3 separate regions of the Homo sapiens genome follow, and regions 1 and 3 are each linked to region 2. Evidence: chromatin contacts called from ENCODE Hi-C or POLR2A ChIA-PET data. All regions are on one chromosome and are shown on one strand. Each heading gives the region's core, a stretch centred on a gene start or an enhancer-like site at or near the end of the contact. The rest is flanking DNA. Distances are from core to core; before and after follow the strand shown. Region 1 overlaps LINC01393 (long intergenic non-protein coding RNA 1393). Region 2 has its middle 20 kb from the start of MDFIC. Region 3 overlaps LINC01392 (long intergenic non-protein coding RNA 1392).

The links. A loop is a pair of places that touch in the nucleus more often than their neighbours do. ChIA-PET counts read pairs that join two places held with the same protein, here RNA polymerase II (POLR2A). Pooled maps may share reads with other maps.
Region 1: a loop to region 2 is called in a map of PC-9, with 3 times the contacts of the local background. The contact joins two enhancer-like sites. A Hi-C loop is called at or near these places in 1 of 168 maps with a recorded cell type or tissue (PC-9). POLR2A ChIA-PET finds 5 or more read pairs at or near these places in 2 of 52 experiments (PC-9 and WTC11).
Region 3: a loop to region 2 is called in a map of PC-9, with 11 times the contacts of the local background. The contact joins two enhancer-like sites. A Hi-C loop is called at or near these places in 2 of 168 maps with a recorded cell type or tissue (PC-9 and naive thymus-derived CD4-positive, alpha-beta T cell), 2 of 37 single-sample maps with no recorded cell type and 1 of 50 pooled maps. POLR2A ChIA-PET finds 5 or more read pairs at or near these places in 1 of 52 experiments (common myeloid progenitor, CD34-positive).

The regions. Positions count from the first base shown.
Region 1 is chr7:115,086,302-115,089,001 of GRCh38, reverse strand. All of the region lies in intron 1 of LINC01393 (long intergenic non-protein coding RNA 1393), which reads right to left. Among named protein-coding and RNA genes, the nearest start is that of LINC01393, 8.7 kb to the right of the region's middle. Within about 2 kb of position 1,406, at least 4 of the 41 ENCODE cell types and tissues checked have a DNase peak (open chromatin) inside an H3K27ac peak, as active enhancers do.
Region 2 is chr7:114,900,560-114,903,259 of GRCh38, reverse strand. No RefSeq gene overlaps it. Among named protein-coding and RNA genes, the nearest start is that of MDFIC, 20 kb to the left of the region's middle. Within about 2 kb of position 1,304, at least 2 of the 41 ENCODE cell types and tissues checked have a DNase peak (open chromatin) inside an H3K27ac peak, as active enhancers do.
Region 3 is chr7:115,144,286-115,146,985 of GRCh38, reverse strand. The region is part of intron 2 of LINC01392 (long intergenic non-protein coding RNA 1392); the gene reads left to right. Among named protein-coding and RNA genes, the nearest start is that of LINC01393, 67 kb to the right of the region's middle. Within about 2 kb of position 1,350, at least 4 of the 41 ENCODE cell types and tissues checked have a DNase peak (open chromatin) inside an H3K27ac peak, as active enhancers do.

The sequences.
Region 1 (2,700 bases), core at 157-2,656, 190 kb before region 2:
TCCAATCTGATTTGGGGCTCTGGTTCCTGTAAGTGGATTCCTATCTTGTATCCTCATGTGTAAGTGTAAGTCCCTGCTGTCAAAGACTTTTACCTGATTATGCACCAGTCCTTTCAGCAGGGTTCTTTTCTTACTTGGTTTCTCCCACTTCTGGGGAACCGGAACCAGAATACTGCTCTTTGTACTCTCCAGAAGGTCCAAGGTTTTTTGTTTGTTTGTTTGTTTGTTTGTTTGTTTTTCTTAGAAACAGTATAACTTTGGGGCCAAGATTACCAAGCAGCAGAATTGATAGCCACCTACACAGCATAACGTATGGAACTACAAATAGCCCCCACAAAACATACCCCAAAATATCTGCTGAAGTACCTCTGCTAAAAATGGATGCACTTCTGTTCAACAAATTCATTGAGTATGCTAGGGCTATTATTATGGAAGCTATGTTTTCCAAATGGAAAATTGGGATGCATCTTGAGAGTAACTAGCACTAGGAGAGGGTATCTCATGCCAAGCTCAGTAAATCCAGAAGTAACTAACCATTTTTCCTAAAGTATTCTTTTTGGTCATTCATACACTAGTCCTTGAGGTTTTTCTCGCTCCAAATCCTGGAAGTCTTACTGCATTTCAGTACAGGGAAGAGTGATCTAAGTCCTGATGCCAGAAATGTTTAGAGGAAAAAATAGCTATGGAAAGTGTTCAGGCAAAGGGTAGTAATTCAAACACAGTATTTAATCTTTTAATCTGTAATCTTTACACTTATTGGCTGTATGAAAAGGAGAATTTTTTTTCCACAGAATTATTTTATCATCTGTAAATAATAATTCCTATTTGACAGAGTTGTTATGAGAATCAGATTAGATAATGCACCCAAGACAGTGCCCAGAAAATTAGGTACTAAAATGCAATTCCTATCATAATAATTAATACTGTTGCTAAGAATAGAAATTACGTTCCATGTGTCTTCAAAAGCACATAAAAGTTTGTTTCATCATTTCACAAAGACTCTTAATCTGTGAAGTCTAAAATTCTCTACCAATAGTTAAATATTGGTGAAAATGTAGATTACTACTTTTGCAGCTAACCCCCTCCCAAGATGATGCCTCAGCTAAAAATGTAACAGATAATATTAATTTCTGAAAGAGAAAGGAGAGCTAACAAGATGATGTTTCCAACCCTTATATCCACAGCAGGATTGCTTCAATTCCAACAGCTCTTCATATGCAGCTAACATGCAGGTTAAGAGTTTAGTGCATTGTTATTATGACATGGTTTTTTTGACAACAGCAATCAGCTATTGTTGGTAAGTGAAAGTTGAAAAGATTGAATTGGTCAAATAAAAGCATTTTCTGCTGGGAATGCAATTGAGAAAGGCAACAGTCAAAACACTGCCAAGGTGATTCACGATGTTGGAATGTTATCTGGAGTGGGTCAGAGGAAATGTTCCAATGGTATCATGGTTTACAGCTCAACTTCAAATTTAGGTTCTGATTATCTTTTAGCTGAAAGTCTGCAATCATGCTCAAAACACAGTAAAGACCATAAAGTCTTGTTGAATGTTTATCGTTTATAAAAGGGAACAGCAAAGCTGCATAATGGTTCTGCTTTAAATTCTCTATTGTCAAGGATAAATAAGTGCTATTCCTATGTTATCATAAAATAGATTTGTCTGCTTTATTTTTGATGTACTGAGGTTTTTAAAAATTTGTTTCTATTTGGCAGTCCCAAGTTCTTACTGAAAGTAATTGTTTTGTGATAAATGTGGGTGATTTATTTGGAACTATAGGAAAGTTATTGATATATATGTAACTGTAGCATTTAAAGAAATCGGCAAACCCAGCATCTGGTAAGCTCTAGTAAAGCAAGCTAGCTGGAGACAGTTTATCAAGTAGCTAAGGTCCTTTGATTATGGAAGAAACTGCTTGCTGGGTCCATGCTAAGAGGAAAGGAAACAGGGAGCATGAGAAAATGATTTCTTTATTCAATTCTATCAGATTAGTATTATTAATGGATTGCTTATGATTTTTAGAAAATTCAGCTGGAAAATCAGAAAAGCTCCCTCTAAGTGTTTTCTCTCAAGCTACCCTGAAATATTGGAAGCGATCAACACCTGTCATTTATTTATTCATCCAGTAAATTCATCCAATACCAGTCATTCATTTATAGCATTATTATTAAATGGTAAGTAACACACTCCATGAGTGGAGGAAGTCAGAAAGAGATCAAATTAATAACCAATTTGCTAAATAAAGTTTGTATCATGGCTTAGAACTGTGGCCAAAATTAGCCTTCCTACTCCACTTTCCCAATATTTGACCTTGGCTTCCACCCAATAGGTAAAATAGGATTTGCAAAGTGATACCAACCTGGTCTGTGACACATGCTTTTCCATGCTTGCCCTCATGGAACTCAGAGAACTGGGATATAGAAAGACAGCCTTCTAGATTTGCTTTGCAAAGGCAGGCCCTTGATCCTGACCCAGACATGATTTTTGTGTGTGCGAAGCCATAAAGAGTAGCAGAAACCATGCATACACCAGACAAATAGATCCTAAACTAAACTAAACATTTCCATAAAGGCTAGGACAGTCTTGTTCATGGCCGTGTGTCGATCTATTTTCCTTATGGAACAGGAGGGATTAAAAATGTTCTTAATCAATATTGCCTCCTCCTGGTAGGTGCAGAGGATGCTCCCTTTCTTTACTAT
Region 2 (2,700 bases), core at 55-2,554:
CCTCATGCAATTTCTTGCTATATGTACCTCTCTATAAAATATCACAACGTGACACGTAGCTTCATCAGAGCAAGTGAGAAAGTGGGCAAGAGAGTGCCAGAAAGAGTGTGAGCAAGGGAGAAGACACCTGAAGACACAAGTGATATCTCATCACTTTTGTCATATTTGTTGGTTTGAAGCAGGTGACTAGGTGTAGCCTACCCTAAAGAAGAGTAGATCGCATGAGGGGGTAAATAGTAAGTGGTGGGGATCATTGGGAACCATATCAGAAGCTTCCTTCCATAGTGTGTTTAATCATCATAACCTTTCTGTGATATTCTCTAGAGTTTTCTTAATGCATGTATTTAAAGCTCTATGGTTAGAAAACAAATATAGTACCAAGAATCTACTTCCCAAGTCTGCATTTTATTCAAAAACTCTATTGAAGTGTTATTGTATATTTGTATGTCTTTTCTAAGAAAATTTTGCCTGCACTGAGATCACAGATTTTCTGTTTTATCTGGTGTCAGTTTTGGTAAACTGTATTTCAAGAAGTTAAAATTTTTGGCACAATGTTATCGTTAACATTCTCCTGTTACTCTTTTAATATGCATAGGATATGCCATGATAATCCATCACTTGTTCTTGATATTACCCACACTCTCTATCTTTCTGTATTTTCTTGTTCTGTCTAGTAGGGGCTTATCAATTTTATTGTTCCTTTTAAAGAATCCACTTTTTAATTCTAAAATTTTCTTGGTTGCTGGTCTATTTCATTGATTTCTACTCTATATTTTTCTTTTTTTTTCTATGCATAATGGGTTTAATTTGCTCTACTGTTTCTAGGTTCTTAAGGTGCATCATTGATTTGGAACTTTCTTCTTCTCACATAGAAATATTTAAAGCCATTATTTTCCCCCTAAACACTGCTTTAGCTCTGTATCACCAAGTTTGACATATTGTATTTTCAATATCACTGTTAAAAATATTATCTAATTTTCATTGCAATGTCTTCTAAGACCCATGAATTATTTATCAGTGAGTTGTTATTTTACAAATGTTCAAGGTTTTCCTGGGTATCTGTGATGGCTAATATTGAGTGTCAACTTCATTGGATTGAAGAATGCAAAATATTGTTCCTAGGCGTGTCTGTGAGGGTGTTGCCAAAGGGGATTAACATTTGAGTCACTAGACTGAGAGAGGCAGACCCACCCTCAATCTGGGTGGGCACCATCTAATCAGCTGCCAGCACAGCTAAGATAAAAGCAGACAGAGGAATGTGGAAGAACTAGACTGGCTGAGTCTTCTGGCCTCAATCTTTCTCCCTCACTGGATGATTCATGCCTTGAACATCAGTCTCCAAGTTCTTCAGCTTTTTGAATCTTGGACTTACACCAGTGGTTTTCCAGGGGCTCTGGAGCCTTTGGCCACAGACTGAAGGCTGCACTGTTGGCTTTTCTACTTTTGAGGTTTTGGGACTCAGACTGTCTTCCTTGCTCCTCAGCTTGCAGATGGCCTATTGTGGGACTTCACTTTATGTCTGTGTGAGTCAATACTCCTTAATAAACTCCCCTTCATATCTACATCTATTCTATTAGTCCTGTCCCTCTAGAGAACCCTGACTAGTAAAATACCTTATTGTTGCAAATTTCTAACTTGATTTTACTCCGCTCAGAGAATATACCTTGCATAATTTAATTTCTTTTAAATATATTGTGATTTGCTTAACTGCCCTGCAAATGCTCTTAGTAAACATACCATGAGTGCTATACTTAATATTTTGTATTGTAAATATCAGTTCGTTCAAATTTTATAATATTTTTCAGATCTTCTGTGTGTTTACTGATATTTTGTGTAGTTTTTTCTATAAATTTCTGAGAAGGTGGTGCTAAAAATATCTTTTGTGAGATACAGTTCTCCTTGGACCTCTTGCATTCCTATGTATTTTGCTGGGTGTGCCAATACTGCAAAGCTCTGATCCTTCTTTTACCTGGGCCATTTTTGGGGGTTGTTAATGTCACTGATAGCATTGAGAGAAAAAGTGCCATCCCCCAGCCTCCAGAAAAGCTGCGTACTCACCTACTGCTTGTAATAAAAGCAGTGGCTTCCCCAGTCTGAATTTCTGAGATACATTATGCACCCATCTGAGCCCATCCTGTTTCCCTCATGAGACTTGGGGGCAAAGAGAACTGATAGAAGTATGCTAATGCTTATGCTGCTTGCCATGAAAAATAATTCCTTTTTTTCTGACCCAAGAGCCTTGTATTTTCAGTCAGCATCCATGAAACAGTAGTTGGCTAATTTCTCATAAGTAGGGTAAATTCAAATACCAGATCCAATATTCTACTGTGATGATAGATTGATTTATTTCTCTTTATAATTCTATAAATTATTGATGAAGTAAAAAGCTATACTGTATAAGCCCATGTGGCAAGGAGTGGCAGGTGGCCTCCAAGAACTGTTAGAAGCCTCTAGGAATTGAGAGTGGCCTCCTGTTGATAGTTAGTAAAAAGTTGGAGCCCTCTGATACAGTTTGGATATTTGTTCCCCCAAATCTCATGTTAAAATGTAATTGCCAATGTTGGAGGTGGGACCTGGTGGGAGGTGTGTGGGTCATGGGACAGATCCCTCATAGCTTGTTGCTGTTCTTGTGATAGTGAGTTCTTGTAAGATCTGGTTATTAAAAAGTGTGTGGCACCCCCCACCACTCTCACTCTTGCT
Region 3 (2,700 bases), core at 101-2,600, 240 kb before region 2:
CATAGGCTAATACCCCCAGTAATCACTCTTCCCAGACCACATTTTTAAGGTGAGATGTAGGATCAAACAACAAAATATAATATAAAATTAAAATTAAGATCCAAGAAGCTTAGTAATGAATTAACATCTAAAATTGGGAAATAGGTTGTTTCCTCTGGGGCTGTATCCTCTGAGTTTTTTGACACAAATTTCAGGCAATAGAAAATAAATGGAGACTAATAGGACTCGATTTATAAGTTAGGTTAATTTAAGAACTTAAAGAGACAACAAATGCACAAAAAATAAAAATGTGGAGCAAAAAAATATGCTCAGAGTTTCCATGAAGCTACCACTTTAACACTGCAACAACTCAAAAATATATAGTTGTTATGTGAAAGGCACACAAGGAAAGGGGGCTAGAATGGAATGGAAATGTTTAAAAATAAAATTGTTATTCACACAACAGGGAATGCACGTAAACTCCTGCTACATAAAGGTATTTCCATTATCCAAGAAAATACAAACATTTATCTCTCTGCTCTAAGGCTACCTGTTTGAATGCACTAAATACCTACTTCTGCCTCCAGGCTACTGGCACAGAATCAGGTCAAGAGGTATGAGCACTTACAATTTTTTCCTTCCTGTTTAAAGAATTATGCAGACATATTCAAAAAATCTCCCTCAGACTCCAGTTTTTTTAATCTAAACTTAGGTTAAACCTGAAAAACTGGTTTCCTGTCACGTATTACTTTCCGCCCAAATGCTGGTTTACTACATCATGTAGGTGTTCAGATTTGAATTCTGAGGAGAGAATGTAATAGTCTCTAAAGTTTAGTAAAATAAAGTTTTCATGGGAAAAATTAGTGGAGGAAATATGAAGCTAATAAAAGCAATTATGGGTAAAAATCTTTGTGACTTTGGAATGAAGAAGGACTTGTTAAGATCCAAAAAGGCCAGTAGGGCAAAGATTAAACCAAAATTTAGAATTTCTGTTTGTCAAAATTACCATAGACTAATGGTTGACAGACCAGGAGGGTGGAAGAACTTTTCAAAACCAAGAGTTAATTAGGAATTAATATTGGCACCCCAAAAGAGTTTCTTACAAGAAGTCAAGGAAAAGACTGGAAGCCTGATAGAAAAAAAAAAAATGAGCAAAAGACAGGAAGAGGAATTCAGATTGGAATGCAAATAGCTGAACAAATATTGAAGAATTGCTCAACCTAATACTAGAAAAAAGTTCAAATTAAAATACCCCTTTATATCCATCAGAGTCACAAAAATTAGAAGTTGAGTAATACCAAGAGTTAGCCAAAATGTAGAAATGAAATTAGCACAGTCATTCTGGAGAACAATCTGGCAGTATTTAGTAAAAATCAGAGTGGTGTAACCAATGACCTAGTAATTCGTCTCCAGAGTATATCCAGAAAGAATCACTCACACGGTTGCCTAAAAACACATAAGTAAAGTATGGTAAATGCATACCATAAAATATTATGCCTTGCTTAGAAGCAATGAACTAGAAATACAAATAAACATGGAAAGATCTTAAAAACATAGTTTAAGCAAAAGAAAAAAGAAAATAAAAGGTCTAAACTATCATGCCATTTATACAAGTTAAAAATGCATAAACACATAAAATATGGTGTATAAAAGAAAAAAGTGAAATCTATGGAAACAAATGAGTGGCTTTAAGAAAACTCCAGTACTTAAATATTGTAAATATTAATTAAGGTTAAGCTCACATTTAATCTTAAAGCACTATAGTTATTATTATATTTTCTCATATTCCCTACTGTATAGTAAATGTAGAGTGGTAAGCTGTATTCGTTTATAGAGCGCATTCTTTCTTTAGGGAGAGGTCACAGCTCTTCTAAGACCAGGATTTCTGGGGTCCCACCTTTCTCAATTCTGCTACAGGAAAGCAAAAGCTAGAGGCGATCTGAGTCAGGGACAGAGTTGAACAGAAGCTTTTACCCCTACTTTCTGTGAAAATTTATCACTCTGAAAATTTTTCGAAAAGTTAGTAAAACTTATTAAATATCCATCATAAATAAAGTCTGTAAAATAGGGATTATGTCACTTTGTCAAAACTATCTCTGTTTTGGCAAAAACAGAAATAGTGTTTGTCACTACAAAAGTTTTTCACATCCCATGTCCAAATATATAACAAAATTTTATTAAAATTTATTAAATTTATATTAAAATAAGTCAACAGTCTATATTGTAAATCGACATGCCATGGAGTAGAAAGCTGAAATGCAATAAATAAAATTAAATACATAAAGACATAAAAGAGCCCACACAGAGAAAGCATTTAAGTGCAATATAGTCCAGTAACGCTTATAATGCTGACTGCAGTGCAATAAACTTCTTCTACCAATCAATCAACTACATAGAAATAAAGCTGCTTTTATGACTCTATCCCATACTTTATGCACATAAACTCCAAAGAGGTATTTGAGCTTAAGAAAGAAGTTTGAAGCAATATCCAAATTCATTCATATAAAGTGAGGTAAAAGTTGCTATACATTTGGAAAATAAGAAGTACAATAAAATTTAATAAGAAATTTCCCTTGAACATTGGTGCTTAAGGTAAATTAAATTAAATTTTTAATTATAAGAGGAAGAGGCAGTAGAAGATGTCATTATAGATTCTGAAGAGGACCCAAGATATTTTAAGGGTTGATGTCATTGCTTCCCGATATTGTCTAATTTCACTAC